3 separate regions of the Homo sapiens genome follow, and all the other regions are linked to region 3. The links are chromatin loops, found by intact Hi-C in ENCODE. Cell type or tissue: heart left ventricle. All regions are shown on one strand. Each heading gives the region's core, and the rest is flanking DNA. Links, peaks and the distances in the headings are about the cores only. Region 1 overlaps BICD2 (BICD cargo adaptor 2). Region 2 overlaps IPPK (inositol-pentakisphosphate 2-kinase). Region 3 has its middle 25 kb from the start of BICD2.

What was found. Hi-C counts contacts between places; a loop is a spot of excess contacts. Peaks named below come from ENCODE experiments on the same cell type or tissue, not always from the same donor. Only the 100,000 strongest peaks of a DNase experiment are listed, where the experiment ranks them.
Region 1: it touches region 3 in a loop (10-fold over the local background); 102 of 110 quality-filtered maps call a loop at or near these places.
Region 2: it touches region 3 in a loop (5-fold over the local background); 5 of 110 quality-filtered maps call a loop at or near these places.

Annotation. Positions count from the first base shown.
Region 1 is chr9:92,712,470-92,723,074 of GRCh38, forward strand. BICD2 (BICD cargo adaptor 2) reads right to left here. Exons shown (of 7, transcript NM_001003800.2): 3 at 10,187-10,339; 4 at 7,831-8,286; 5 at 6,070-7,113; 6 at 5,328-5,479; 7 at 1-2,994. The coding sequence ends at 2,685. Among named protein-coding and RNA genes, the nearest start is that of BICD2, 47 kb to the right of the region's middle. RefSeq lists an enhancer at 4,794-5,173. In heart left ventricle, for the core only: a CTCF peak has its summit at 4,208 (motif pointing right); DNase peaks (open chromatin) are centred at 2,882, 3,602, 4,212, 6,302 and 1 weaker place; H3K27ac peaks cover 1,539 bases.
Region 2 is chr9:92,646,746-92,657,350 of GRCh38, forward strand. IPPK (inositol-pentakisphosphate 2-kinase) reads right to left here. Exons shown (of 13, transcript NM_022755.6): 3 at 9,711-9,806; 4 at 5,828-5,894; 5 at 2,708-2,829; 6 at 1,314-1,403. Among named protein-coding and RNA genes, the nearest start is that of IPPK, 18 kb to the right of the region's middle. In heart left ventricle, for the core only: no CTCF peak of the experiment used is centred there; DNase peaks (open chromatin) are centred at 4,336 and 7,308; H3K27ac peaks cover 1,273 bases.
Region 3 is chr9:92,784,784-92,795,388 of GRCh38, forward strand. No RefSeq gene overlaps it. Among named protein-coding and RNA genes, the nearest start is that of BICD2, 25 kb to the left of the region's middle. In heart left ventricle, for the core only: a CTCF peak has its summit at 6,189 (motif pointing left); a DNase peak (open chromatin) is centred at 6,178.

The DNA.
Region 1 (10,605 bases), core at 1,163-9,162, 72 kb before region 3:
GAAAGAGAACACCCTAAAAATCGACGACTGTAGAATTTTCTAAGTGTACCACAATTTGGCACAACAACCAGAGTAACAAAACAATTCCAATTTGGAATTTTATTGGTACAGTTGTATAAAATTCTGTTAATCAGTCATGCTTCACAACGTCCTAAAACCCAGAAAATTCTGGAATTTGTAGGTAATACTACTCATTCAATAATTTATCTTTTTTTTTCAAGTGCCTATTACTGTTTTAACCAGAGCAAAGGTCAAGTTTTCTTCTTGTTACATTGAACTATTCCTAAGAATAATAATAATACAATATGAAAAACCCCAGAATCTGAATACCCTGGATTTCTTAATGAACATGGCATTTAAAATCTGTAATTTCAAACATGAACCACAATGCCGTATGATCTAAAGGCTGCTGAACCACAGCGTGGATACACTTAGCTGAGCTCCTCGCTGGGTCAAAGCACTCATCTCCGAGTCTAAAGCTACACGCTATGGAGCACACAGCTCTGCCTCGTGCTGACACCAGACAAACACGGTGGGAGCTGAGGCGGACAGCTACAGGACCACGAGCATAGACCACGGCACCTGAGACCGTCTCTACGCGAGGAATTAAGGAAGCAAATATAATATCAAAATATCAAAAGTGCACAGGTTGATCGGATAAAAAAAGAACATGTGTAACAAGGAGCCCCCGTGGTGGGCGTTTCCAGTGGGCTCCTGGCGAGCCTGGCAGCCAGGGAAGAAGGGTCTTCGGCCCATACAGAGGCCTTTCCACGCAGCAGCTCGCAGCATGCTCAACATTAAAGCTTTTTTTCCTCCCATTAAAAACCTGGGGAATGCTATTTTGAAAAGAATTGCAGTGGCATATCCAAAAAGTTTCTAAGTGGGCTTTTAGGTTGCCCTTCCTTCCTCCTTGTGGGCCACGAGAGGGAAGGGGAAGGGGCTGCAGTGTGACAGGGCCGGGTGGCCAAGTCCTCCTGGCAGCTACTCTACAGCTGAAAACGGGAGAAAAGAGAGCGTTAGAAAGCGGTCATCTGTCGCTTCCTGTTTATCTGACAATTGAAGCTCTCCACGTGCTGGGAGGGCGCGAGCACGTTAGTTGGCAGAAGAGAAGACCTGCATGTGTTAGCAGGGGTCCCAGTGGCTTGGGTGTCTGCAAAGTCCCTTAGGAGTATGGAGAGAAGCTATGTGCCAGGCTTGCAAGGAGAGGGCAAAGCGCATGCAGGGTGGGCATGCCAGCAGCCATCCCACTGCGAGTCTTGCTGGGGCAGGGGGATCTGGGCCCAGGATGAACACGCAGGGGACATACATGGGCGTGTCCTGGAGTCTGGAGGGGACCGAAACATACTCGGCACCAAAGGGAAGAACGCGCAGGGCAGAGAGCTGTGGGAGGGGGCAACACGGTCTCTCACCAGGTAACTCGAATGCCTCTTCCGCATGAGAGACAAGGCAAGCAGCCTGCAGGAGAGAAGACTGCAGCCTCAGGTCCAGCTGGTCCCACAGGGTGATCGGGAAAAAAGTACTGAGAAAAGTTCTGCTCAGAATGTGGGAAGGCAGGTGTGGATGGAGCCTCTGGAAATGGGAGAACCCTACAGCTACCTTTCCTCTTTCTCTGTTGCCATCCCCCAGATTGCACTAAATAAAGAGACCTAAACATCTCCTACCTGTGAATCCTGACAAGTGGCCCTGGCCCTATGCAAAGCTTTCCCAGCACCGGGCTGGGCTCTGGATACACCTGTGGGTGTCCAACCCAGCCAAGCCCTTGGTGGCTCAGACTTCAGGCTAGGGTTTTCAAAGCCCCATGTCTTTGGGACTGAACCCCCTATGGAAGGCCGGATAATTGGCTGCTGGGGTCACCCCAAGTACAAAAGGACGGGCTCTGCACTAAGGACCAAGGTCTGGCCAGGCACTTGGAAAGCTTTTCTCATGAAAAATGAAAACCTGGGGCCTTGGGCCCTGCCAATCTGTCACCTCACAGGCCACTATACAAGCATCCTGATCTCAGAAATGAGAAACCGAGCTCTGGATTCCTGGGTTATGGTCAGCTGTGTCTGTGCCATGTGTGTCTGGCCAGCAGAATACAGGGGCTCAGGGCTGCTCTTCTCTGGGCTTGGGGAAGAAATTCTGCACTTCTTTCCTGAATATGATTTGCAGTCAGATACTGCATAAACTACAACGTACTCCTTTCCATGAAACTATGCCAAGTGCAAAGCCATCCTCTGAGGTCGTACCTATGCTGCAGGCTGGAACCTCCTAAAACTGCTTTCTAGTGCTGACATTAGACACATGCGAGGAACATGCAAGTCTCAACTCAGGTTCTGCCCCTTTTGGGTGCTGAGGGAGCAGGACCAGGACTCCTCCCTTGGGTTTCCCCACGGGTGCGCAGGGCTTAGAAGATGCTTTCATCACACATCTGCTGCAAGAATGTGCAGCTCTATCCCCACCTCTGACCCCCACCTAAGAGAGCAGCTGAGGACTGGGTGCTCCTGAGGGGGCTTTGAGGAGTGAGAAGCGACACAAAGCTCTCACAAGTGTCCTGCTGATGCAACGCCCCATGGCGCCTCGGCTAGACTCCTACCCTCTGTGCATTAGTCACGTTAAGATTGACCTAGCACCGCCGTCCCGCTGCTGCTGGGTTAGTTGAGGTGAAGCAGATGTTAGCTGCAGCGTGCGGCGCCCCACAGCCCCTAATCACAGTAAATGCTGTGCTTCTCGCTGCAGAACACCTGGTTGGCCAGCCCGGTGCCCTCGGCCCTGTCGCTGGCACAGGCACAGGTGTGACTTACGCTCGGTGTGGCTGGCTTGGTCTTCGGGGCGGCTTTGGCACGGCCACGCCGGGTCTGCTCATGGTCCAGCTCGAGCAGCTCCAGCCGCTGGGTCAGCGCCAGCTTCTGCTGGATGGCCATGCGCAGCAGCGAGTTCAGCGTCTTCTTCTCGTCCTCAGCAGCCGCCAGCTGCCGCTGCATCTCATCCAGCTGTGTAATGTACTCGTCACACCTGTGGGTACCAAAAACATGACTGAGGGGCGGGCAGAGCCGAGCAGAGGAGGGCAGGGCAGGGCAGGGCTAAGCTGCACGGCCCTCTGACAGCCCTATACCAGAGCCATCCTTCAATGTGGCCTCTGGACTGGAGGGTGTGGCTGGGGAAGAATTATTCTGGCTTATTTTAGCACAGGCTTTGCTTGGACAAATCCCTGATAAGGGTGAGAGGGAGGCTTGGGCCCAGGCAGGGCAGCCCTATGAGGCTGGCTTGAGTTTTGTGGTTTTGTGGGGGAGGGGCTGCTTTGCTCTTTCAGCTGCATGTAGTGCTTACAAACAGGCTATGCCCCTCAGCGACTGGGCTTCTTCTAGGAGGCGCTCTCCCCGCTTAAAGGCCTCGAGGTGGCCTGGGGCATCAAGACATGGAGAAGCCATGGCTTCTAGGGTGTGGATGTAAATCTAAGCAGGACTGGGCTTGTTCCCAAGGTCGATGCTTCGTCAGTCTGTGCTGAGCACTGACCAGAGCCAAGGAACCACGTGTGTGGACGCCATCAACAGCTTCATCCTGAAACCCGGGTGCGGAGCTGTGGGAGGGTGTGGTCTGTCCCTGGATGCCCTTCTTCCACATGTCCCATATGGGTGGGGCTTGGTAGAGACAAAGGGCGGGTTAAATCCCAGGGCTCCCAGGGCGGTGAGGCTGTGCAGGCACTGAGCACAGCCCCACCCTGCCCACACGCACCCTACTCTGCCTGTCCCCACCTGCCAGGAGCCGGCCCTTGGATAGCACCCTCTCCAAGGACTCTGCTGCCCACCCTTTTGAGGGCACACAGAGCTGTGATCCCTGCAGATTCAAAATCTTGGCTCCATCTGAAAAGTTTTTAAATAAAACAAATTTTAAAAGGTAGGGTTTACATGCCAGATACTGAGAAACTGTGGGATTTTTTCCCCAAGCCCCAGGAAGACAGGACGCTTCCAGAGAAATCCTGGGACTCTTCCTTGTCTGTACCCTGCTCTGGCACGTCCTGCAGGGATACTGAGAAACTGGGAGTGCACGGCACCAGGCTTGAGAGAAGCAGGCCCTATGTGCATGCAGTTCCCACCCTGTCCAGCTCAGATCCTCAGCTTGCTCACCCATAAAAAGGAAACATCTAGGTTATCTGCTGGGCCCATGGTGGGCCTGGCTGTCCCCCATGCAGGGCTGACCCCATGGTGCTATCCCAACATGACCCAGCAGGTGGCGCTACCCATCTTTGGAAAGTGAAAGACAGCGGTACCTGTCAGGGGGCACCTGGGAAGATGCTGAAACCAGGACCTGCCCCACAGAGGCCTGTGAACACTTAGGGAGCCTCGATTCCCAGCCTTGGGGTCTGAGTCCCAGCCAGGGAGGGGTGTGCACCCACCAGGGGCAGCCCACCTCAGAGCCCATTACTAAGAGCCCTCCACAGAGGAAGAAAGAAAGCTGGTCTCCTCCAAGCCCCGGCCCTCTCCTCACCCTCCCCAGATTGGCAAAGTAGAGGATGGGAGGTGAGTACCCAGCGGTCACAATGACGCAGAGGTACAGGGCTATGCACAGAGGTGGGACCCGAACTGTGGACCCCAGCAGTGACCTGCTCCAGCCAGGAGGATAATCTTCCTTCTGAATCTACAAACATAAATACACACTTGTGCCATATGGCCAAGTTCTTGGGGGCAAATACCTCATGAGAGGAAAGGCCAGGACTCCTCTGTCACCTGTTGGCCCCAAGTTAAGTCCCTGTAAATGTTGGATTCAAGGGGTGGGAGCCCAAGCATCCCCTGAAGCTATGCAACTCTGGCCCATCCACTCCAGGATCTGCTCTCCTCAGCCCTTCTGCCCTCAGTCTCCATATATGCAAAGCAGAGACAAGCCTGGGCCTGCTGCGGTTTCATTCACAGCAAAATGGAACCGGCGCCACAGAACCAGGCTCCTGGGGGCTGGGCTAGGTGCAAAAGGAACATTAAAAGGATCACACACGCTCTGCTATCCCCGGCCACATGTGGGCACCTGCCAGGCATGCCCTATGCTCCAGCAACTGCTTGCGTGACCTCGGAGGAAGCTGAGGTGCAGCAGCTAGGGGCCCCCAACCCCATGTGGCCCCCATATCGCCTCACCCTTTCTTGTCACCAACTTGAGCACCAGTGTGCCAGAGATGTGCCAGGGGCCATGCTTCCCCAACCTCGTACCATGCTGGCCCTGATGGAGCTGGGCACAGCCACTGACTAGTCAGGGCTGCAGGCCTCAGCATGAGGCAGTGAGAGGCTAAGGGTTCCAGAGGCAAGTGCTGAGGACAGCTGGCCTTGTGGAAGGGGAGGGCCCGACAGCAGCACGGTTACCTGGTGGCAAACATAGCACGCAGCGAGGAGAAGGTGGCTGCGTCCTCCTTGAGGGCCTTGAGCTCATTGCGCAGCTTCATCATGGTCTCGGTAACCATGGCCTTCTCATTCTCATACTTGCTCTTCAGGTTGGCAAGGGCCACCTCGGCCGTCTGGGGGACAGATGTGTAGGGTGGAAAAGTGAAAGGCGTGAAGTCAGCCTAGAGGTGCTCTGGGAGCAGGATCGGGAGCCCCGGTCTGAAGTGGTGGCAGTGCCTGGGAAGAAAGCTCCTGGGAGGCCCCTCCCTGTGACAAACCCTGGGGATGGACTCCAGCAGCTACGCCATGGGGAGTCCCACCTGCTGATTCTGACTGGCAGAGGAGGGACTGCCCCTAAACCTGCCAACAGGACCTCCACGAAGCCCCACAATTGCTCTCCACAGCTCAGACTATGGCTCTCACATGTTTTCCCTCCAGTATCAGGAAGCACTACGAGGCAGTCACAGTGAGTCAAGGGCAGCGGCATTTCTCACTGGCTGAGCAGCTCTGCTGAGGGGCCCTCACACCCACCTGCCTGCTCCACCCTCCCAGCTGGGGGCCCTGAGCAGGGGAGGGTAGGCAGTCGAGCTACTATGGGGCTGGCTCTGTCTGGTGGTGACGCAGGCCTGGGGGGGCCCCGTGGCAGGGGGAGGAAGGAGGCCAAGGGGGAAACACCCTTAGGCCAGTAGTAGGTGACATGTGCCCCTGCTGCCTGGCACCTCACCTGCTTGTTGGCCTTGAGCACAGTGCGCAGCGTGGTGATCTGCTCCCGCTTGGTGCTGAGCAGCGACTTCAGCTTGAGGATCTCCTCCATAAGCGCTTCCTTGTCCTTGTCCACGGCGGGGCCCAGCTCCTGAGAGGCAATGCGCTGGCGTGACAGCTCCGTGGTGCGGTCCACGGCTGCCTGCAGGTGCTTGATCTGGTCACGGATGATAGCGATCAGGTTGTAGATGTTCATGGGCTCCCGGCGTGGGTCACTCAGGGGTGATGGCAGTGAGGAGCCAGGCGAGGGGCTGCTGTCCCCCGTCCCACCATCTGCTCGGCCCGCCTCAGGAGCCAGCAGCCCCTTGGGTAGGAGGATGGGTGAGCGCCGGCCACGCGCCTCGGGGCTGGTGCGGCCCCCGGGACTGGTGCGGCCGGCCCCGCCCTGGCCCTCGCGGTAGTAGTCCAGCATGACACGGTTGGGTGTCTCATTGTTGCACATGCACACGTGGTGGTAGAGATTGGCCAGCTCCTCACTGAAGGTCACCAGCTCATCCTGGGCCACACTCAGGCTGCCCTGTGTCTCGCCGGCGACGTCGCTCACCTTCTTTAGCTCCTTCTCCAGCCGGGCCAGCAGCTCGCGGTCCTGGCGGCTGGCCTTCTCTAGCAGGGAGACCTTCTCCGTGAGTGCCTGGCCCTCAGCCTCATAGCGGCCCTTCTCCTCGGCGTGCTGGGCCTCACGAGCCTCGTGCGTGCTGCGCAGTGCCTTGAGCTGCTCGCGGAGCTCGCCAGCCTCAGCCACAGCCACATGGTACTTGCAGGCCAAGATCTCAGGCCCGTTGATGTCCACCTCGTAGTAGTCCCCATCCTCATGGCTGTCACGGTCCTTCTCGTTGTCCAGGGCTGTCTGCCGCTCCTTGCTGGCCTGCAGGCGCCGCAGGGCACTCAGATTCTCTGTGAGGCGGGTCACCTTCTCCTGCTGTTCTGACAGGGAGCCCCGCGTGTGCTCCAGCTGCTTCTGTGTGTCCTGCAGCGTTGCCAGCAGGCCCGCCTTTTCCCGCTCCATCTGCAAAGGCACAGGCAGCAGGACACCATGTCAGTTGCTATGGACCCCGAGAGCTTGGAGGACCCCCAAGATGGCCTAGTGACATCCCACCCCATGTCAGGGCAGGCTGTCAGCCCCAGGTTCCTTGGCCATGCTGTCAGTGAGGTGGACAAAGACACACAGGGTGTGGAAAGAATGGAATTCATGCTGGGCCCTCAGAACACTAACCGTCACCAGTAATGGTGGTCACCCTCAACGCAGGCTCTTTCCCCAACCATGCTACAGGGGATCTGGGCTAAGAAAGTGGAGCTCTAGGCTGGCTGGGTGTGTAGTCGGGAATATTAGCACCCTAGCCCTCTGCTTCGGAGGACAGGACTCTGTTGCCTTGGATCAACAGGGATCCATGTCCCAGGGGATGAGCCCAAGCATGACCATGGTGGGCCCCTGACACCTGGCCTGCGTGCAGGGATCACATGTGGGCCAGTGTCTCATCACTTCACCCTGACACCACGTAGTTAACAGGGGAGCAATGTGGGTGCTGCAGTGCCAGGAAACCACTTCTCTGAGACTCCTCTATGTGTGCTCCTGGAGTTCCATTTACCGTAATGATGCAGGAGATAAAATCAACGTAAGGAAAAGGGAAAGTTAACATCAGCAGAGTGTCAGGTAAGCACTGCTCGGGGAGCCCTGCAGACCTGGAGTGGGGACAGCGTGCCGAAGGCCCCACTGCCTGCTCACCTGCATCAGCTGCTGCTTCAGCTTCTGGATCTCAGAGATGTTGAGCTCACTGAGTAGGTCGGAGACGAGGCTGGGGGAGGGCGGTGCGAGGCCCTCCTTCTTGGGCGTGGAGGTCTTGTTGTCCAGTGGCAGCTTGGCCAGGCCGCCGTGCTCAAAGCCATTGACCAGGGCCTCGGCATCGTTGTTGGGCTCGGCAGCATCGTCACTGAACTTGAGGCCATCCAGCGAGACATGCAGGTGGCTGGTGTAGAAGGAGTCATTGATGCTCATGTAGTGTGACAGCTCCTTGCGCAGGCTGTTCTTCTGTTCGCGCTCCGTCTTCAGGGTCTCCAGCGCCTCCTCCAGCTGCCGCTCTGAGATCTCCTTGAGGCGGATGGCATCCTCCAGCTGGCTGTTGAGGTACTCGGTCTCCTCCTCCAGACGCTTGATCTCATGCTTGAGGCCCTCAAACTCCACCTGGGAAGAGAAGTCAACGCTCTTGCATCAATGCAATGTGGAAGCTCCTTTCAGGCCCCATAAATGAAGAAAACACACCAGCACACCAACTCCGGCCACTATGAAGCAAAAGATGAAGCGCCAGGTGAGGTGCCATCCTGGGAAGGGTGGCAGCCCGTCCAGGCCAAGACTGCTTCCTCTGCTCAGAGATGTGGATGCTAAGAAGGTTCCAGGGCATGAGATGCGAATGCAATGAAATGCTCAGCCCAGCCCACCCACCGCTGGGACCAGCAGACACAGCAAGGGGAGCACAAATGTCTGAGGTGGCCCCAAGCCAGGACTGTACGTGTGGAGATGCACCAAGAACAACACACATCCATCCATAGAAGGCTGCCAACCTTGTATTAAGTCATTCACAAATATTACCAAGTGCATGCTGATTAAAAATTCTATAAAGTTATTTAATTAACATTAACAGTTAACTAAATATCTTAAGATACATAAAAATATATTTCAATGTGTGCTATGATCATGACTTCTAATCATAGTTCAAAATGAAGGAACAGAAACTCCCCGCAAGGCAGAACATCTCAACCACTAAACCTCCACATGCACATGACACCCAGACCTGGAGGAGCTCGAAGGTAGGTGGGAAAAGCAACATCAAAGTCTTGTCTACATGAAAATTGTATCTGCAGGTGGGCAAGGAAAAAGCAGATAGAAACTGATGCCTGATGTGGAGGCTCAGAATTTGTGGGCAATTGCTAAAACTATTTCTTATTTTTCTGTAATATTTGGAGAAAAAAATAAGAAACAAACCAGTAACAGGAAGTGCTGAGCACATCTCTGTGGGTCTTGGGTCGGAAGGGACACCCATTACCACATCCAAGGTGTGCTCACAGGAGGTGGGCATGGAGCCCTCAGTCCCAGCACCACAAATGCGGAGGTGAGGAATCCCAGAGAGGGAGAGAGAGTCAGACTCCACTAAGCGCCAACCTGAGGACAGGGTCGCCTCAAGCCTCAGTTTCCCTTCTCCTAAGGCCACCATGCGCTGGGCTCTGCCAACAGCAGCACCAATGACCAAATGGTACTTACAATGTAGACAGTGGCTAAGACTGTTAATGAGCTCGAGCTGTCACAGAAGGACCAGGCTAGGAGCTCTGCATAAACACATGAGCTTCCTCCTCCGGGCATAAATACCACATTCCCTGATGGTGAGACTCAGAGGATTTTGGTGGTAGAGGATTTGAGGAAAGCAAGGAAGACATCCATGGCATTCTGGGGAAAGTTTTGGGAGAGAAAAGACTCCCATTCCCCACCATGCAGGAGTGTGGCTCTTGCAGAGAGAAGAGCAAGTTCAGGCCTTGAGTGGCAGAACAGCAGAGCACATGACAATTTAGTCACATCACAAAGAGAAGGGACCCTCCTTATTCATCTCTGTCACAGGCAGAGACCCTACTCGTCCCTGTCAGGGGTCCCTCTGAGACCCCATTAGAGACAGAGGGGTTCCTGTTCATCCCCGTCACAGACAGAGAGGACCTTCCTTGTCCCTGTCACAGGCAGAGACACAGGAATATTGCAGGCCTCATGGTCAGCACCTGATGGGGGAGTCTCAAAGTCCAATCTGGGGTTTTCTGGTGTAACCTCTTCATTACCTCTCAGATTTTTGTTTTCATTTTTGTTGGCTGGGACACCTCAGCCTGGCCAATGTCAGCAAACACTGCAGCCAGAGTTTCATCTTTTGGAGAGTCTGGGTCCCACCAAGTATACCCCTGCCTCCACAGTGGTAAAGCTGGCCCTGGGCCTCGGGTGTGTGGAATAAGACAGGAACCCCTTCCCAACAGGGAGAGGGGCTGAGCAAGAGGTCCTCAAGGCCCAGTTAACCCACGTGCCACCTCCACCCCACAGGCCCAAGACTCACCTGGTTCTGTCTGAGCACAGACACTTGCTTCTGCAGGCTGATGTTCTCCTCCTCCAGTTCCGAGTAGTCCTGCAGCAGACGAGCTTCCCGGAATTTGTACTCCTTGATGTCATCCCGCAGGCGGCCACGCTGGATCTCCACATTCTGGTTGATCTGTTGGGGGAGAGGGAAAGGCAGGTATGAGCAGCCTCCACAGGGCACGAGAGGGGCTCAGTGCAGCCAGGCACGCCATGGCCAGCCATACAGCCAGAACTCAAGAGCCCTGGCCTGCAGGTGCCAGTGTGACTGCCTGGAGAGGAGAGGGAGCCCAGAGCAGTATGCCAGAGTGCACAGCGGACTGCAGAGGTTCCAGAGTAAATTCCCTCAGCCCTTCTCACCTGGGAACCCGTGACTGCCTGCTCCGACCCTTGGTTTCTTCA
Region 2 (10,605 bases), core at 1,049-9,048, 140 kb before region 3:
AGGAGATTGAAACCATCCTGACTAACATGGTGAAACCCCGTCTCTACTAAAAATACAAAAAATTAGCCAGGCATGATGGCGGGCGCCTATAGTCCCAGCTACTCACTGCACTCCAGCCTGGGTGCAGAACGAGACTCCGTCTCAAAAAAAATAAAAAAATAAAATTAGAAAAAGAATAACACACTAAGCCCAATCCAAGCACAGGGAAGGAAACAGTAAAGATTAAAGTGAAGACAAATGAAATAGAAAATGGGGGAGAGGGGAGCAGAAAACTGAATAAAACCAAAAGTTGTTTCTTTGAAAGATCAACAAATATGACACAATCCTGTGGCTAGACCAAGGAAAAAGAGACAGAAACCAAATTACTAAAGTCAGATATGAAAGAAGGGGACACTACTACTGACCTGTATGCCATCACATTAGATGAAAATGGACAAATTCCTAGTAACACACAACTACCAAAAAAACCCACTCAGGAAATAAGAGAATCTCAACAGATTGGTAACAAGAGACTGAATCAGTAATCAAAAATCTTCTAACAAAGAAAATCCCAGGACCAAATGCCTTCACTAGTGAATTCTACCAAACATTTCAAGAAGAATCAATACCAATACTGAAACTCCTTCAAAAAACTGGAGAGTGAAAAGAAAATAATTCCTAACTCATTCCATGAAGCCAGTTATTACACTAGTACCAAAGCCAGACACCACTAGAAAACTACACACCAACATCCCTTATGATTCAAAAACCCTCAACAAAAAACTAGCAAACTGAATTCAGCAGCATATAAAAGTATTATACACCATGAGCAACTGGGATTTATCCCAGAAATGCAAGGTTGGTCCAACATGCGAAAATCATGTAATATACCATATTCATAGAAAGAGGAAGACACCTTGCTTTGAAGTGATAAAAATGTCAGCAACTAGATAGAAGTGGTGATTGTACAACCTTGTGAAGAGACTAAAACTGAATTATATATTTAAAAGAGTGAATCTGGTGAACACGGGCCGGGCGCAGTGGCTCACACCAGCACTTTGGGAGGCCAAGGCAGGTGGACTGCATGAGTCCAGGAGGTGGAGGCTGCAGTGAGTATGATTGCATCACTGCACTCCAGCCTGACAGGGTGACAGAGACCCTGTCTCTAAATTTAAAAAATAAAAAAGTTGAACATGAATCACTTTGTGAAATAAAATGTCAACTAAAAATATCCATATTTTCTTTTACTCTTCTGAAAACTGTGTGTGTCCATGCCTCAGCCCAGATCCCCAGCGTGCAGCTAGAGTAGCCCACAGCTGGGCATTGGCTCTCACCTTGAGGTGCTGGTGCATGCAGTATCGACAGACCTTATGCTTCATCTCATGCGTGACATCACTCGAGAAAGGAATAAACCCACATTTTGGCTGTAAAATAAACAAATAAGGAGGAAAAATATTTAGGAAGAAATCACATACCTCTAAATAGACATATCACTGACTACAAGATAATGAGTGCAGCAAGATAATTAGGCATAAATGGCCCCAGAAGCTGTTTTCATTTGCACCTCCCAGCGGGAACAACACTTCCTGCATCAGATCACACAAACATCTCCGCTAGAGGACCCACGGCCGGAACTCTCACTGGGGAGGGTCAGTGGTGCCTCTGCACTAGCTCAACACAAGCACAACACACAATAGCTTCATGCTTTCATTCAAGAATGTGACTGCAAGCCTCTAGTAGTAGAGATGGACCCAGGACTCCCAGCTCCAAGAATCGGAACCATTGTTCCCACTGACACTAGCACATGGCCCGACAGAGGCCCATCTGATAGTTGCTAGGCTCCCAGAAGGTCAAGGAAGCCCCAGTGCCCTCTAAAAGCTGCAGCCTCTGAGCATACACCACACGCAGGCCTGTGCTGAGCCTCGGGCACTGGAGATGGTGGCTGGGGAAGCAGAACATCCACCCACAAGTGAGGAGGATCAGGAGGCATGAGCTCAGGCCAGGAGTGTGACCCAGAAATTGCTGCCTTAGAGTTGGAGGAGGGGAACAAAGGCCAGGGCATGTGAGGCAGCTTCCTGAGGGACCCTGACAGCCACCCCCGACATGGGAAGCAGAGAGCTGAAGCAAGGGGGGCCCTGGCCCATCCAGCCCCCACTGCCTGGCACCAGAGAAATTCAGGACTCCTGGCCATGACACACCAGTGCCTCTGAGGGTCACACTGGCCTTTGTGCCTCCAGGAAAATTCGTCCTGAGCAGGACAAAGAGAGCTCCCCAGTCTACAGGGCAACCTGCAGATGGGGCTCCTGCAGCACAGCAAACAGCAGCCAAGCACCAAGCAGGCATGGCCAGCAGGGAGGGGCACAGAGGAAGAACCCAGAGGACCCTGGCAAGCTGTGCCCTCTGAGGAAAACGGGTCAGGGGGACCCAACGCGCTTCCCTCTGGTGACCCTCAACCAGGGCTTGTTTTAGCCCAGGCATGCAGGGTGGGTGGGGTCTTCTATCATGAGCTACCAGGAATGAGCCTAAACCTGGGATCTGGGAGCCATGGCAGGAACCAGAACGCAGGTGGGGGCTGTGGAAGGACAGAAACAAGTGGAGTTTCCAGGAGCCAAGGGTGCCTACCACTCACTTCAGTGGGAACTGGAACCCAAGGCACGTGACTCTTGGACTTACTACCCAAGACTGACCTTTCCCCTTTACCCACACCATCTGCCCCTCGACAGGTCACCTTAATCTCTACACACAGAATCGGCCGGTGCTCTGCAAAGCGGTAGGTTTGGAGTCTGGTTAAATTAGGAAGGCACATAGCGTAACCACTGAGAGTATCCAGGTCCTTGTCACAGCGAGACTCTGGAAAACAGAGCAAGGGTCACACAGAGCAAGGTCAGTGAGAGAGATGAGATGATCCCTGCCCAAAACAGGCCCCGCCTTGTCCCTGGTTCCAGGGGGCATCTCTGTACCTGATGAAAACCTCATGTCTCCCTGGGGATTGTGGGACACACACAGTAACAACGTGGTTTAGGCCAGGTGAGGTGGCTCACACCTGTTATCCCAGCACTTTGGGAGGCCAAGGCAGGTGGATCATGAGGTCAGGAGTTCGAGACTAGCCTGGCCAACATAGTGAAACCCCGTCTCTACTAAAAATACAAAAATTAGCCAGGCATGGTGGCACGTGCCTACAGTCCCAGCTACTCGGGAGGCTGAAGCAGGAGAATTGCTTGAACCCTAGAGACGGAGGTTGTGGTGAGCCGAGATCGTGCTACTGCACTCCAGCCTGGGCAACAGAGCAAGACTCTGTCTCAAAAAAAAAAAAAAAAAGGCGGGCACGGTGGCTCACACCTGTAATCCCAGCACTTTGGGAGGCCTAAGTGGGCAGATCATGAGGTCAAGAGATCAAGACCATCTTGGCCAACATGGTGAAACCCCATCTCTACTAAAAATACAAAAAATTAGCTGGGCGTGGTGGCATGCACCTGTAATCCCAGCTACTCGGGAGGCGTAGGCAGGAGAATTGCTTGAACCAGAGAGGCAGAGGAGGTTGCAGTGAGCCCAGATTGTGCGCCACTGCACTACCGCCTGGCGAAGGAGCAAGACTCCATCTCAAAAAAAAAAACAAAAACAAAAACAAAAAATAACTTGGTTTATGTAGGGGGTAGCTTCACGCCTTATGGTATCGGCTCAAACTCTGGAGAGGCTGGAGACTGCAGTCAGCCACACCGATGGTCAGCCATGTCGATGTGCCTGAGCCCCAGTGAAAACTCTGGACAACAATGCCTGGTGAGCTTCCTGGTGGGCACACTCCATATGGGAGAGTGAATACTGCCCACACCACCCCTGAGGAGAGGACCCAGAAGCTCATGCCAGGTCTCTCCTGGACCCCACCCCTGCACCTCTCCCCTTGGCTGGTCCCATCTTTATCCTTTTCCTGCAATAAAACATAACCATAAGTAAAACAGTGAGTTATGTTGGTCCTTCTAGCGTATTATCAATCCTGAGGGTGGTCTTGGGGATGGTCCCCTAATTCCACAACACCCTTAGCCCAGGAACTTGAAGAGGAGGGGGCTGCAGGCTCTACCTTCTCTCACATCTAGGCCCTTCCCAGTCCCCAGTGCACCAATATTTCCCCAGCACCAGATCTGCTGGAACCCGTGGTGTGGACAGAACCAAACAAGCCTGGGCTCCAGGCACCCCAGGGACAGGCTTTCCTCCTTTAACATAATGAGCCTTACTCCAAGTCTGGTTTTTATCACTGTGGTGTGATAAACCTCCCACGGTTGTTATGAAATGGCAGGCTGAGCAGCAGAGCAGTTGCAGACAGCACCCTGGAGCCGGGCTCAGACTGCATTCACCGAGAGGAAGAACTGGAGCCTAGCCACTGTCCTGTGGCGTTCCCGCCTCCCCAGCCTTTCCTGCAGTGTGAAGCCCATTCCTCCCTGCCCCAGCCAGAGACTGCAGACCCAGAGAATGGTTTGCTTTCATTTTCCAAATCAAATCAGGAAAAAATTTTATACTGGCTAATTCCACACCCTCATTGCCTGGCTGTGCTCCGGGCAGAGGCATTTCCACCCTCAACTCACGAAATTTATCTCTTTGATCACTGACTGAAAAAAAAGGTTTGACCTGATTCCTGTCATAAGGCCACCAGCAAGTGCAGAAAAGGGAGTGGGTGGGGATGGAGGAGAAAGGGAGAGGCGAAGGGATGGGAGGGGATTGGGGAAGGACAACATGAGGATGGGGAAGGTGATGCCACAGAAGGCCCTTGGATTCCCTGTTCCTCAGAAGGACACAGACCTAGCCTAGACTCCGGTTGGGGACAGCTCCCTGGGCTGCAGACCCTCCTGGGCCAGGCCCTCCCTCCTGAAGCTCAGGTCACCTCAGTTTCCTTTTGCCTCTCCCAGGCCTCTGGGAACCCTTCCCGTTCCTAAGTCTGCCCCAGACCCTCCACCTCCAGCTCCTCCCTCATGTTGTTTTCTGTGGTATTAATTTGTTCTTTTTTGTTCGTTTGTTTGAGACGGAGTCTCACTCTGTCACCTGGGGTTGGAGTACAGTGGCGTGATCTCAGCTAACTGAAATCTCTGCCTCCCGGGTTCCAGCGATTCTCCTGCCTCAACTTCCCAAGTAGCTGGGATTACAGGTGCCCGCCACTACGCCCAGCTAATTTTTGTACATATATATATTTTGTTTGTTTGTTTGTTTTAGTAGAGAAGGTGTTTCACCATGTTGGTCACGCTGGTCTCGAACTCCTGACCTCAGGTGACCTGCCTGCCTCAGCTTCCCAAAGTGCTGGGATTACAGGCGAGAGCCACCGCACCTGCCTTTACTGGTTCTTCATCACATATTCTGTGCAGTGCTGTGGTTTTCTGATACAGAGAATTGTATCCATGAGCTCCCAGGATTTCTATCCCTGATAATGAAGTTTCTGGCAAAAGAATTACTGAAAACTGGCTGGGCACGGTGGCTCACGCCTATAATCCCAGCACTTTGGGAGGCCGAGGTGGGTGGATCACGAGGTCAGGAGATCAAGACCATCCTGGCTAACACGGTGAAACCCCATCTCTATTAAAAATACAAAAAAGTAGCCGAGCATGGTGGTAGGCGCCTGTAGTCCCAGCTACTCGGGAGGCTGAGGCAGAAGAATGGTGTGAACCCGGGAGGTGGAGCTTGCAGTGAGCCGAGATCGCACCACTGCACTCCTGCCTGGGCGACAGAGTGAGACTCCGTCTCAAAAAAAAAAAAAAAAAAAGGATTACTGAAAAATGCATATACCTAACATGGGTAATCATTTCAAACACTTTTCAAATGGAATATTTTAAATTACAAACAATATCTGTAAGTTAAACACCCTTACCTGGTCTTTCAGATTGTATCTTTAAACAAAGCTGTTTCACAAACTCTAAAGGTAGCTGAACGACCTCCTGTAAGAAAATACATGAAATTCTCAGTGTGAATTGCACAATGACATGAACACAATGCCACAGAACTGCATGCCTAAAAACAGTTGAGCTGTTGGTTTTTATGTTATGTGTAATTTATAATATTTTTTAAAGTTTATTGCTTAAAAAAAAATCAGTGTGTGGATTTTGGGAATAAAAGCTGCTCTATTATTTTCAGGACATGTCCAGGTTAAATAGAGACACCAACATTTCACTGCAATCAGGGTGGCCAGCTCTCAGAATGGCTGGGCCCACGGTGGTGACCAGCCTCAAAGCCAGCTTCTCTCGCCACAAAGCACCCCTTCCGAGCCCCCTTCTGGTCTCTACAGCATTTATGGACCCAGAGCAGTTCTTAGACCACATGGAAGACCCTTACTGACCACTCAGACAACCTGAGAACCTCACGCTTCCACCTGAGGAGCAGGTCAGCATCTGAAGAATCACTTGTCTCAGGAAGATGGCCTGTGCCTCCTCAGCCCTGAAGGACGTGGTATAACCAATGCCCAGCACTGCCCTCCACATGGCTCTTCTGTGCAGTTTCCCAAATGAAAGGTTTTTATTTAAGCCACATTGCTTACCATCTTCCCTGTCCTCTCGTGTTTCTAGGGTGGCAGAATTGTGACTTCTGAAAAAGTCCCAAACGGACACAGGAGATCTGCTAGGCTAAGAATGCTGGGATCCTGCCCACAGAGATCATGCCTTCCCCACCCTGCGCCGTCACATCCATGCCCCTCCACCACCACCCCTGTCCATTCCCAGTCGGCTGTGCCAGTTTCACTTCTGATTTGTCATTTACCTAAACATGCTATAAATTAACAAAATATGACTTACTATAAACTTAGTACAGAATTAGGTAAGGTGACACAATGGACAAGAGTGGGGAATGTAAACATTCGAAAATTTGTAAATTGAAGCCAAGAGCGTTGGCTCATGCCTGTAATTCCAGCACTTTGGGAGGCCGAGGCTGGTGGATCACAAGGTCAGGATTTCAAGACCAGCCTGACCAACATGGTGAAACCCCGTCTCTACTAAAAATACAAAATTAGCCGGGTGTGGTGGCGCACGCCTGTAGTCCCAGCTACTCAGGAAGCTGAGGCAGGAGAATTGCTTGAACCTGGGAGGCAGAGGTTGCAGTGAGCTGAGATCACGCCACTCCAGCCTGGGCGACAGAGCGAGAATTTGTCTCAAAAACAAAAACAACAAAAAAAGAAAATTCGTAAATTAGATCATCTCAAGAAGTCCAAGTACTGGCTCCACTCCAAAGAAAGCAAAAGCACAAAAGGCACGCATGCCGACTCTGGATGCCTCGCGTGTGAGAACCATCGCCCAAAACCACACAAGGCCGTCACTCTGCCTTGGCCCCCACCCCACAGCACATATGGCTGGGAGACACAGCAGCTACGCAGGTCTCAGGTCCACATACAGGGCAACGACCCTCCACACCGCTGTCTGCCCATGCATGGCCTGAACTCACAGTCACCCAGGTGAAAAGCAGACCTCGGTGGTTTATTTCCAACAGCTGTAAATCACTGATTTTATAATATGCATATCTGTGTTTAAAGTCAAAATAAAACGCTGGCCTGGAGCAGTGGTTCACACCTATAATCCCAGCACTTTAGGAGGACAAGGCGGGCTGATCACTTGAGCCCAAGAGTTCGAGACCAGCCTGCCCAACATGGTGAAACCCCATTTCCACAAGAAAAACTAAAATTAGCTGGGTGCGGTGGTGCGCACCAGTAGTCCCAGCTACTTGGGGGTGGGTGTGAGGCAGGATGATCACTTGAGTCTGGGAGGTTGAGGCTGCAGTGAGCCATGATCGCACCACTGCACTCCAGCCTGGGTGACAGAGCAAGATAAAAAACAAAAACAAACAAATACTGACAGTAAGCATCCTCTTAAAAGTCCAACTACATTGGCGAGTGTGGACCACGCCACCATCCAATCACGTGAGGACGCACCAACCAGCTCTTGCACAAGGTATTCACCTAAGAGGACCAGAGGGAAAGCCCACAGAAATCCCATCCTGGAGCTGTCCCCTGGAATCCCACAGAGCTCCCTGTAACCTGGGAGCTGAGATGTGGGAGGACCTCCAGGCATCACCCTCTAAATGGCAAAGGGACAACTGCTCAGAAGGACAAAGAGCCGCCAGCCTGGCTGTCCCTTCACTCATGTCCCCAGCCTGAAAACTGGGCCACGGCACAGAACTGTCAGCATGCGAGGTTCCAACGGAGCTGAGGCTGGCGCCAGAGAGCGTCCAACCTCACCAGGATTTGGCCCACAGCAGCGAGGTGGAACTCCTGAGCCTTCAGGTTCCTCCAGTATGTAAGGAGCAACAGTGGAAGAACAAGGCAAGCAGCTTCTGCCCCTTCCCCATTTCCTAAACTCTCCAGCTCCCACACCCAGCACTGGAGACAGGCCCAGACCAGCGCCACACCCACCGGGCAGGGCTGGGAGCCAGGGTGTGGCTGTCCCTGGCTCTGTCTCACGGTCTCATCACAGGGCTGGTTGTATCTTGCCCCACAACAAACAGGAGGGAAACTACGCTTTGCCTAACTCACCGACACATCTGTTCTTCCCTCACGTGGCCCTGTGTGGCCCTGCAGATGCAGCGACCCTGAGGGGTGCATCGTCAGCCTGGAATGGGCTCTGCACCTACTTTCCCACTGCGCCAGAGCCCAGCGGCGTCCTACTGGGACACGCTCACCTGCAGGGCAAGCAAGCTCTGCTTCACTTTGTCGGTATCTTAAGGCAGAGGAAATGCGCTCACAGGCGGCCTTGTGGGTTGAGCCCTGTTTGCTGTGGGTTCATTACTGTGACCCTTCCCACTGAGGACAAACCTGGAGCCAGACTGCTCATTGCTGGAAATGCTCCCCTATCCTGTCCCCTCAGAGCAGTCCCTAACGCTCACCCCACCAGGTTGCCAATGGGACCTCGAGTCTAATCCCATGCCCCTGGCCAACAAGGGCCATCACCACACGAGTCCTCCTGCCACAGAGGATTCTGGTGGATCTTGCCTCCAAGAATGTTCCTTCCTCAAGGAGAAAACTTGTCACGGCACAGAGCCATCTAAGGGATATGCCCTAGGGAAAAAACTGCATGAATCTTCCTAACAGGGGAACTGTGACCCCCAAACACTCCCAACATCACAACAGTGCAGTGAACAGGCTAGAGGCAAGTCAACACCCACAGCAGCTGCAGAAGGGTGGGACCCAGGGGCCTGTCCAGGTCTCAAAACTACAGATCTGCTCAGAGAACAGGCCCAGGCAAGAAGTGAGCCAGGGCTGGCAATCTTAGTCCCATTCCCACAGACCCCAGCACAGGCGGCAACACCCAGGGGCTCCCACGGCTTTTCTCTAAACCCCAGCTTTTAACATTCATTGGGCAGCGGAGGCCCTTCCTGGGTGTGATAAGCCGACCCCAGGACAGCCCCAGCAGGTGCCACCACCCTCCCATGTAGGGCCTCCTGTGTTCAAAGGTGCCCAGGGGCAGAGAGCAATGCCATTGCTTGAGGGGCATTGCTCAAGAGCCCTCACCCAGCAGGAGCCTTCAGGAGGGCTGGCAGAGACGGGCCCTGGAGAACAGGGGTTCACGTGGGCCCTCTGAACCCCATGCTTCTCAGCTAGGAAAGAGAAACTGCAGTATCCACTCTGCTGCCACCCAGCACAGCAAATGAGAAACACTTGGAGACTAGCTGGACGCGGGTTATCATTAAGCACAAAGTTCCAAAGATCACCGGGAAATTGGCAGTGTTGATGCAAAACATGCCCAAGAATTCAGATGTGAATAAAAAGCACTTACCCCATAATGAACATAGTTCTCCCCCAAAAACTCCTTCATGACATTTTTCCCAAAGTCCACTATGTTCTGCAGGTGTTGAAATATCTCTTCCGAGGTCTGTAAGAGACAACCACAGGACAGCCTTCGTGATGGGACCTCCCAACAGAGCCTTGCTTGAGGGGAGAGGCAAAAACCACCACGGACCCCACCACAAGCAAGGGGGACATCCCAGCCACAGACAGAACCCGGGTGACAGCCCTCAGACCCAGGGGAAGGTCCCCAGTGCCCTTCCTCACCAGCGTCCCTCCCCAGCCATGCCACCCTCCTCGGCCCAGAGACTTGGGAAGGTAGCAGTCTGAGGACCGCACTGCTGCCGCCTCCCGTCTGCCCTTCTCCCAAAGCGGCCCCTACACATGCCTTCCAAGGAATGTGACTTTGAAAACCTCCGACATCTCACATCTCAATCTCTAAAGAGATTTTACTCTTTAGCCTCTAAATGTAGAATATTCTTTCCCCAGTCAGAGGTTCTTAAAGAGTCAGTAAGGTGATGAAACTGGTTGAGACAGAAATCACCCCCATGTCCCTCAATGGCCCAGTACAGCTGTGGTCACAGCTTCTGACAAAAAAAACCCTGGCCAGGAGCAGTGGCTCATGCCTGTAATCCCAGCACTTTGGGAGGCTGAACCAGGCAGATCACCTGAGGTCAGGAGTTCAAGACCAGCCTGGTCAACATGCTGAAACCCCGTTTCTAATAAAATACAAAAATTAGCCAGGCATGGTGGCGGGCACCTGTAATCCCAGCTACTCAGGAGACTGAGGCGGGAGAATCACTTGAACCTAGGAGGCAGAGGTTGCAGTGAGCCGAGACCGTGCCACTGCACTCCAGCCTGGATGACAGGGCGAGACTCTGTCTCAA
Region 3 (10,605 bases), core at 1,340-9,339:
TTTCATTAATGTTAATTAGATCAAGTTGATTGATAATATCATTCAAGTCTTCTATGTCCTTGCTGATTTTTTTCTATCTATTCATTCTTTTAATTGTTGAGAGAGGGATGTTGGAATCTCTGATTATTATTGTGGATTTTTCTATTTCTCCTTGCAGATTTCAAATGATATCATTTTCATCTGCCTGAAGGACTTTTTAAAAAAATTTCTGGTCGGGTGCAGTGGCTCACACTTGTAATCCCAGCACTTTGGGAGGCCGAGGTGGGTGGATCACGAGGTCAGGAGATCAAGACCAACCTGGCTAACATGGTAACACGGTGAAACCCCGTCTCTACTAAAAATACAAAAAATTAGCCGGGCGTGGTGGCAGGTGCCTGTAGTCCCAGCTACTCGGGAGGCTGAGGCAGGAGAATGGGGTGAACCCGGGAGGCGGAGCTTGCAGCGAGCGGAGATCGCACCACTGCACTCCAGCCTGGGCGACAGAGCGAGACTCTGTCTCAACAACAAAAAAAATTTTCCTATACTACAAGTTTGCTGGTGATGAATTTCTTGACTTTCACCATGTCTGAAAAAGTCTTTATTTTGCCTTTTCTTTTTCTTTTTAGGGTCTCCCTCTGTAGCGGTCTCCCTCAGCCACCGCGCCCAGACCATTTTGCCTTATTTTAAATAATATTTTAGTTGCTTATTGAAGGTTGATTGAAGGTTGATAACCCCATCCTTAGCCCCCAGTACATCAAAGATGTTGCTGCACTCTCTTCTGTCTTGCATTGTTTCTGAGGAAAAATTTGCTGTTTCTTATTTTTGTTGTTCTGTAATACTATATCTTTTTCCTCTGGTTGCTCCTTTTTTTTTTTTTTTTTTGAGACAGAGTCTTGTTCTGTTGCCCAGGCTGGAGTGCAGTGGTATGATCTCAGCTCACTACAACCTCCATCTCCCAGGTTCAAGTGATTCTCCTGCCTCAGCCTGTAGCTGAGATTACAGGCACTTGCCACCACACCCGGCTAATTTTTTGTATTTTTAGTAGAGACTGGGTTTCGCCATGTTGGCCAGGCTGGTCTCGAACTCCTGACCTCAGGTGATCCACCTGCCTTGGCTTCCCAAAGAGCTGGGATTACAGGTATGAGCCACCATGCCTGGCCTTCTCTGGCTGCTCTTAAGATTTTTCTCTTTATCACTGGTTTTAAGCAGCAATTTGATTATGATGTGTTTGGTGCTGTTTTCCTCTATTTTATGTTGCACTTGAAGTTGATTGAGCTTCTTGGATTGAGCTTCTTGGTTGATTGAGCTTCTTGGTTGAGCAGGGTTTCTCAACCTCAGCCCTATGGGGCCTGGGGAGACTGTCCTGTGCACTATAGGAAATTTAGTTGCATTCCTGGTCTCTGCCTACAAAAGGCGGGTAGTTGTGACAACCAAAAATGACTCTGGACATTGCCAAATGTTCTCAGGGGGAAAATAACCCCCAGTTGAGAACCACTGGTTTAGAGTTTTTTAGATCAGGTTTGGAAAATTTGGGGCTGTTTCTTCAATAATGTTCCCTTTCTCTATTCTCTCTTGCAGGAGTTCCAACTACATGTGCATTAGTCTGATTGAATTTGTCTAACGACTCACTGATGCTCCATTAATTTTCTTAAGTCTTTTTAGTGTTTCATTTTAGACAGTTTCTATTACTATTTCTTCAAATTCACCAGTCTTTTCTTCTGCATTGTCTAATCTTCTGTTAATCCTATCTAGTGTATTTTTCAGCTCAGACATAATGTTTTCACCTCAAATAGTTTGATGTGGATCTTTTTAAAATTTCCTATATTCCTGCTAACATGTTTGATTTTTGTTGAACATATGGAATACAGTTATGATAATTATTTCAGTGTCTTTATCTGCTAATTCCAATATCTGGGTCATTTCTGGGTCTATTTATATTAATAGATGTTTCTTCTCATTATGAGTCTTAGTTTCCTATTCCTTTGTGTGCCAAACATCATGGATTTTGCCTTGCTGGTGCTGGTTCCTTTTGAATTCCTATGAATATTATTGAACAGTGTTCAAGGATGCAGTTAAGTTACTTGTAAACAGCTTGATCTTCCCAACTGTTATGCTCTTAAGCTATGTAATGTGAGACCAGAGCAATCTTTATTCAGGGACTAATTTCACCACTTCTGAGTACCCTATCTGATGCCCTCTCTGATGAAGTAAGAGGTTTTCTTCTCTGGCTGGTGGGAGCAGCGGGAACTATTCCTGTCCTGTGGATTTCTGACGTTTGTTCTCTCTGTTCCTTTTTTTCTTTTTCTTTTTCTTTTTTTTTTTTTTTTTTTGAGACAGAGTCTCTCTCTGTCACCCAGGCTGGAGTGCAGTGCTGTGATCTTGGCTCACTGCAACCTGCACCTCCCAGGCTCAAGCCATCTTCCCACCTCAGCCTCCCGGGTAGCTGGGATTACATGTGCCCACCACCACACCCGGCTTACTTTTTTTGTATTTTTAGCAGAGCCTGGGTTTCGCGATGTTGGTCAGGTTGGTCTCGAACTCCTGAACTCAGGTGATCCTCCCACCTTGGCCTCCCAAAGTGCTGGAATTACTGGCGTGAGCCACTGAGCGCAGCCTCTCTGCTTCTTTCTGGTGGGTCTTTCCCCAGCCTCAGGTGGTTTCCCTCATACTAAGTACACTGCTTAGCACTCAGCTGAGGACTCAAAAGGGACCCTCTGAAATCGTTCAGAGCTTTCTCTTCATCTGCACAGCTTTCTCCTCTTAGGTACCCTGCCCTGGGAACTCTCTCTCCTTGGCCTCCCCAGGCTCCCAACTCCCTGTTCTCAATGCCAGCGGACCACCAGCTCTCCCTAGAGTCTCTTCCTGGACCCGCACCCTGAATACTGTCTCCAGGCCATGAGCTGGGGGCAGTTGTAAGTCTCCCCTCCCAGGACACTGTTCACCACCCTCCAAGGGCCAGTGTCGGAAAAGAATTGTTTCATAGGCTTCATCTGTTTCTGTTTATTTGTTACAGGCTTAAAGGCAAATCTGATCCCTGTTATTCCATATTGAAAGCATAAAATCATTCTTTAAATGCTTAATTTTCATGTTAACTTTAATTTTTATATCTTTTTAAAAAAGTGTTTTCTGTTTCTATTTTTAAAATGTCTATAGAGGGCTGGGCGCGGTGGCTCACGCCTGTAATCCCAGCACTTTGGGAGGCCGAGGCGGGCGTATCATGAGGTCAGGAGATCGAGACCATCCTGGCTAACATGGTGAAACCCCGTCTCTACTAAAAATACAAAAAAAAAAAAAAAAGAAAAAAAATTAGCCGGGCATGGTGGCGGGTGCCTAGTCCCAGCTACTCGGGAGACTGAGGCAGGAGAATGGCATGAACCCAGGAGGCAGAGCTTGCAGTGAGCCGAGATCGCGCCACTGCACTCCAGCCTGGGCGACAGGGTGAGACTCCATCTGAAAAAAAAAAAAAAAAAGTCTATTGAGATCTAACTCTGAGCACAGTTTAAAAGTTATTTACAGTTTAAAAAATCTGGCAGCTTTAACATTTTTGTTTAAATGCTTAAAAACAGCAAGAAGGGAGTATCTAATTAGGATTTGATGTATCTTAGTATAGGAAATAAATTGTGAGTATTCTTAGGTTGTACAGTTATCTTTCTACAGATTAATATGTCCCATTTTCAACACATAATGTTTATAAAAGAATTATAGGCCAGGCGTGGTGGCTCACGCCTGTAATCCCAGCATTTTGGGAGGCCAAGATGGGTGGATCACGAGGTCAAGAGATCAAGACCATCCTGGCCAACATGGTGAAACCCCGTCTCTACTAAACATACAAAAATTAGCCAGCGTGGTGTTGCATGCCTGTAATCCCAGCTAGTGGGGAGGCTGAGGCAGGAGAATTGCTTGAACCCAGGAGGCAGAGGTTGCAGTGAGCCGAAATCGTGCCACTGCACTCCAGCCTGGAGACAGAGCAAGACTCTGTCTCAAGAAAAATAAAATAAAATAAAATAAAATAAAATAAAATAAAATAAAAAAGAATTACAAATACATTCTGTAAGAGTGTGCACCTGCTTCCTGAGATGCACTTTTAAATGATTTCTAATTTTTAATATTTCCATAAGCATGTTTCATGTAATGCACATATGGCTGACCTCACAGAAGTGGCTGACACATTACAGATGGCTTTGAAGTGGATCATGGTGGGGAAAAGTAAGACTTCATGCTGTATTATTTTAAAAGTCCATATAGTATGCTCACTTTTAAGCTAAAATAAAATGTAATGTTTTTGTGTGGGTGTTAATATGTGTAGCTGAAATATGATCTATTTTTGAAGACCACAGATATTTACAAAGAAAAACTAAAAGGAGCAGTCTTTGTACCATTTTAGGATGGTAGGTAGTGCTCTCTCTGTCTACCAGTGACAAGATTTTAAAATCATTTTTAGATTTTATGAGTTAACTTTCCTGTCTAGATTTTGGAAAGTAGAGAGAAAGTGAAGCTTCTAGATGGAAAGAAGCTGTCAAGTGGGCCACTTGCTGAATACTGAAAACAATGAGAAGGTACCATGTGGGCTAACACAAAATTCAATTCAGACACTGAACATATTAATAGGAAATTTTAGCAGAACTTGTGAGAAAGACAGTGTCTAAGTTGAAAGCTTGCCTAGTCTTTTCATTAAAGCCACTGAATGGCCTTAATGTTTTAAGTAGAAACGGGAGGATCCCTCACCTTCACTACATGTCATTCCATCTCCCAAAATTCAGATGTAAGACAACTTTAGGAGTTTACGTTTTTCCTATTAAGTAATGAAGTAAACTGTTAAGAGTTAAAGTCATCTTAGAATTTAGGTTTCATACTGGACTTTGCTCTCTTCCCTTCTCAGTCCCAGCCAGTCGAATTTGGTCTTCTGGGGTCAACCCAAACCTAGGTCAGATGGTGTAAACATGTGTCATCAGTTGAGGCTGCTATAACAAAATACCACATGCTGCGCTTAAACAAAAGAAATTTACTCCCTTGCAGTTCTGGAGGATGGAAGTTCAAGATCAAGGTGCCAGCAAGGTCGGGTTCTGGTGAGGGCTCTCTGCTTGGCTTGTAGTGGCAGCTTTCTCACTGTGTCTTCACAATGGGTTGAGTGAGAGAGAGCTCGGGCACCAGCATGCTAGCTCTCAGGTGTGTCGCTCTTCTTATAAGGACACTAATCCCCTCGTTTAAAAAAAAATCATTATTTATTTATTTAGTGAGACAGAGTCTCACTCTGTGTCCCGCTGGAGTGCAGTGGCATGATCTCAGCTCACCGCAACCTATGCCTCCTTGGCTCAAGCAATTCTTGTGCCTCAGCCTCCCAAGTAGCTGGAATTACAGGTGTGCACCACCACACCTGGCTAATTTTTGTTTTCTGTTTTTTTTTTGATAGAGTCTCTCTCTGTTGCCCAGGCTGGAGCACAGTGGCATGATCTAGCCTCACTGCAAGCTCCACCTCTGGGGTTCACACCACACTCCTGCCTCAGCCTCCCGAGTAGCTAGGACTACAGGTGCCTGCCACCATGCCCGACTAATTTTTTTGTATTTTTAGTAGAGATGGGGTTTCACTGTGTTAGCCAGGATGGTCTTGATCTCCTGACCTCTTGGTCCACCCACCTGGGCCTCCCAAAGTGCTGGGATTACAGGCTTGAGCCACTGTGCCCGGCCTGTATTTTTAGTAAAGACGGGATTTTGCCATGTTGGCCAGGCTGGTCTCAAACTCCTGGCCTCAAGTGATCCACCCACCTCTGTCTCCCAAAGTGCTGGGATTACAGGTGTGAACCTCCACATCATCATTAAGGCCCTACTCTCACGATCTCAATGGTTGATGGGTTGATGTAATTAAGGTGAAAATATGGAAGAAAATAGGAATTTTGAATGGACTTTATGTGAAGTGGTTGCACCTCCTTTACCTGAATGTGTTAACAGGATGGGTATTATGTCCGACTGGGGAACAGGTCTGTATCTAGTATTGTGAAGCAGAAGGCACGGACGTTTGCCCTTTGGCCCATATTAATTGGACACGCTAAATGGGAACCCACGGGCCTGAGCCCAGACAGGTTGTTAATTTGAAAAAGTGTAAAATGCTTGGTGGGCAAAGAGACTTTCACTTTAATAACCTGTTGGAGGCTGGAATCCTGGTACTGTGGTCTCTGTGCAATAACATTATGCATGAGTGCCACCCAGTGGTGACCACTGGGATTTTGGACCAGGAAATCCCCAGACCTGGTAGGTAGTAGCTTGCGATTGGGCATTAATTGAAACTGCCCCTAAGACTGAAGGACATACTCTCATCTTAAAGCCTGAAATACACATGTTGTCTTGGGGGATGGCAGAGATACAGTTCAATAAGGAAGGCACTGCTCAGAAGAGTTCCATAATAAAACGGAAATGGTTTCTACAGGAGCATGATACAGAGGAATGCAAGGAGGGCTTTTCCCCTCTGGCCGGTTTCGGAACCAGCTGAGGATCTGCCAGGTCTATGGCATCATGGATGGTGCCCCATGAACAGCTCTCAATGGACAACAAAGAGCTATTTGGTTTGTGGTTGGCAGTTTCAAGGTGGATGGACAACATCCAGATCTGAAGGCCACCACATCATGAGCAATAATGGGAAAACTCATATTGAAAAAGGCAAGAACAAATCAGCCCAGCTAGATGAACTGCATGCTGCGTTTCTTGCTGCGATGAAAGAATGGAACAATCATAAGAGCTCGTGTTTGGGTTTTTACTGACTCATGGGCAGTGGCCAATGGCCTGGCCATGTGACCAGGCAGAGGGGCAATGGCAAACTGGGCTGTGAAGGGATGCCAACATGGAGCACAGCACTGCAGGAATTTAAGGGGCACATTAAAGTAGGTCATATCAATGCCCACCTGAAGAATCCCTCCCAGGATCTGTGATCAGATCCGGTAGGTGGATATCCTGGTGAACAAACTTGAGGTGGCCACCTAGGTTCAACAAAGGAGTGGGTGACAGTGCAGGGATGGGCTGCTCAGAAACATGTCCCTCCTGCACCCTCAGAGACACAAATGCCAACAAGAAATGCCTTGACAACAAGAAGATGGAGACCACAGGTGGCTAAGGGGCAGATTCCCCAGAGGGAGAACACCGCACATGCAGCTGGCAGGTGGACTGTACGGGACCCCTGCTGGTAGCCCTGGAGGGAGTTTATAAATGGGTTCTGGCAGGAATAGACACTTACTCTGGACTGAGCTTTACCTACCCAGTGGCAGATGCAAATGCTCAAGATACTATAAAAGTACTGAGCAGAAGTCACTGTATCAATGTGTGTCACTAAGTTACATACCTTCGGACCAAGGAACACACTTTACAACCTACACAGGGCAAGGAGACATCCCATCAAATGGGTATATCATGCTGCACATTATCCTCAGAGTAGTTTGTGAGAGAATTGAAATGGGCAATGGAAATGTTTGTTATCTTACATGGGGAGAGATAAAAGCGTGAAGGCTTACACACCTCCATGCATGTGTGCTCACACTTAACATGTGGTGGTCAAGGAGGATCCCCACTAGATAGATCCCTCCACTCTTGGGGTGATCTGGGGAAGATGGCCGGGAAGGATGCTGCTACGACTATGCAGTTCTTCACAACAGCACCTCAACTTTCTTGTCTCCTACCTGCTGAAAAGAGCCTGAGATCAGGCCCACAGCTGCAAGTGTTGGAAGCATCTGCCACTGGGTAGGTAAAGCTCACACTACCACACCTAGCTAATTTTTGTATTTTTAGTAGAGACAGGGTTTCACCATGTTGGTCAGACTGGTCTCGAACTCCTGATCTTGTGATCCGCCGGCCTTGGCCTCCCAAAGTGCTGGGATTACAGGCATGAGCCACCGCACCCGGCCAGAGGCAGGAATGATTCTTAAGTGAGAAACAGTTGTTATATCTTTTAACATTTGTGTCAGAAATCCTAAAGGTCTGATGGGATAGCTGTGCCTCCACTGCATCTGGCAAATCAGAGGTGGACAGTGAGTGCAGCTGTATCTCCTGGTGGTCAGGGCAGCCTCACAGTTCGTCTCTTTGCAGCCCTACCTTACATGACTGGAAATGGCCCTGCGGGAGGCACCTGCTGAAGTGGTATTGCTGCTGGCCATCTGGGCCTACACTGCTGGCCATCTGGGCCTACACAGTGGATGAACCTAACATCCCTTCATCCTTTCTAAAGGTGTGAAAGTTGGGTGAAAATCAATGACAAATGGAGAGAAGGAGAAATAGTAGCTGAGGGCAAAGGAATGAATAAATGGGTTATGCAATGAGAGAAACCCAACAATATATTGGTGCCTCGAGGTAAGCTCAGAGCAAGGGAATTATATTGTCTCTTAGCACAGTTATACCAGATGCCTGAAAGGGTAAACTTGTGTGTTTGTCAAACCATCCCTGTTTTAGGAATCTGACAAGGTCGAATAGCAACCTGCAAACCTAGTGACATCACTGTCAGAGACACTGTGGTCACACGACGATGACCAAGTGGAACTCTAGCATCTTTCAACTCTGACTTTTCAGGGTACATCTACAACAAAGGGTATCTTTTGGGAAGGGTTTTTTGGGAACTACTCCCTATTGGGGCATCAGACTGTGTAGTGTATGATTGCTGGTTGACTGACTCCTGTGTAACTATAAACCCAGGTGATCAGAGGCTTACAAAGTTCTCCCTGGTTATCTTGGACGACATAGAATGGTGGCCTGTCCAACATGCCACAGTGTGTTGTGCACAGACACAAACCACCCTGTTCTGTGAATGGAAAGCTCTTACACAAACCAGGAAAAACCACTGGGATGGTGATGGAACTAAAGCAGTAGGCATCACCCGGTGGGTCCAAATTCCCCAAGGGAGCAGCCCCTCCATGCACAAGTAAGACAATGGAAACCTCTATGACATATTCAGACTAAATGACAATGAGGTGTGACCACGACTTACAAAATGCAAGTATGGGGAAACCCAATACTTTTGAGTAATGAAACATGTATCCTAACTGCGCTCAGCCACGAGGACACAGTGGCAACAGCATGCATGGTGGCCTGAACACTGGCCCACCAGACAGAAAAGGGCCTTAGGGGAGACGGGTGCTGGCCTCGGCTTCATGGGATGAGCTGAATTTGCTTTTTTTTTTTTTTTTTGAGGGGGAATCTCACTCTTGTTGCCCAGGCTGGAGTGCAGTGGCGCAATCTTGGCTGTCTGCAACCTCTGCCTCCTGGGTTCAAGCTATTCTCCTGCCTCAGCCTCCCGAGTAGCTGGGATTACAGACACCCGCCATCACGCCCAGATAATTTTTGTATTTAGTAGCGATGGGGTTTCACCATGTTGGTCAGGCTGGTCTCAAACTCCTGACCTCAAATGATCCGCCCACCTTGGCCTCCCAAAGTGCTGGGATTCCAAGTGTGAGCCACCGCACCCGGCCTGAATTTGCTTTTGATGAAGAGTAGCACTCAGTGGGGAAAAATTTATTGAAAAAAATAAGCAGATTAAAGGGAGCAAGGGGTGGGAGTCAGCCTGGGAGGACAATGAGGCTTCGGTGAAGTGGGTTGGGTAACGTTGGGTAAAGCTAGCACCCAGTGTTGGGAAAGGGCTTCTCCCTAGATCCAACAGGGTTACTTGACTATTTTGTTACAGATGGAGGCCAAAGTGGCCGTGGGGCAGTGGCCCTCTGTCCTGGTTGCTGAGGCTCAAGGGGCCCACCTGTGGGAATCGTATGGGTCTCCAAACCTATGGAAGCTCTCTGAGAGCTCTTGCAACTTCGACCAATGCACTCTGCTCTGGATAACCCACATCCTGTAGTATAATCAGCAGGAAAAGGAACTAGTCTGAATACCACCTACATCCCTGTAGGAGAGAGTATGTGAGCCCTGCTATATAACAGAAGCCAGTCCTGCAATACAAGCCTGTGAACTAAGACAAGGCGACTGACTTTGAAGCCCAGGAATTACCGAGTCATGGTCAATCGTTTTTTTTTTTTTTTTGAGATGGAGTCTTGCCCTGTCTCCCAGGCTGGAGTGCAGTGGCATGATCTCCGCTCACTGCAGCCTCCACCTCCCAGGTCCAAGAGATTCTTCTGCCTTAGCCTCCCGAGTAGCTGGGACTACAGGCGCTCACCACCATGCCCGGCTAATTTTTGTATTTTTTAGTACAGATGGGGTTTCACCATATTGGCCAGGCTGGTCTTGAACTCCTGACCTCATGATCCGCCCACCTTGGCCTCCCAAAGTGCTGGGATTGCAGGCGTGAGCCACCACGCCTGGCCTGTCATGGCCAGTTGTAATGATGCCTGGTCATAATAATATCTGCCATGTGAACACCGGCGGATTCTATTGGAAAGGCATAGCAAATGGCACTTAAATTATGACTGATTTATTCTGTGATGAAGCTAAATTGTGCCATGACCATACTGCAGTGTGATGCAACACTGCATTTTTAGTAAGATAAGAATGACACATTCCATGTTTCATAGCATAGTATAGGAAAAAGGGAACACATCAACTTTTGCCATCTTCCTGACAAGCCAGGAGTTAAAAATAAGTAAATTAAATAATAATGAAATCTAATCCTGTAATTTCTAAGCAAACATTACTTTGACTTTAATCAATAAG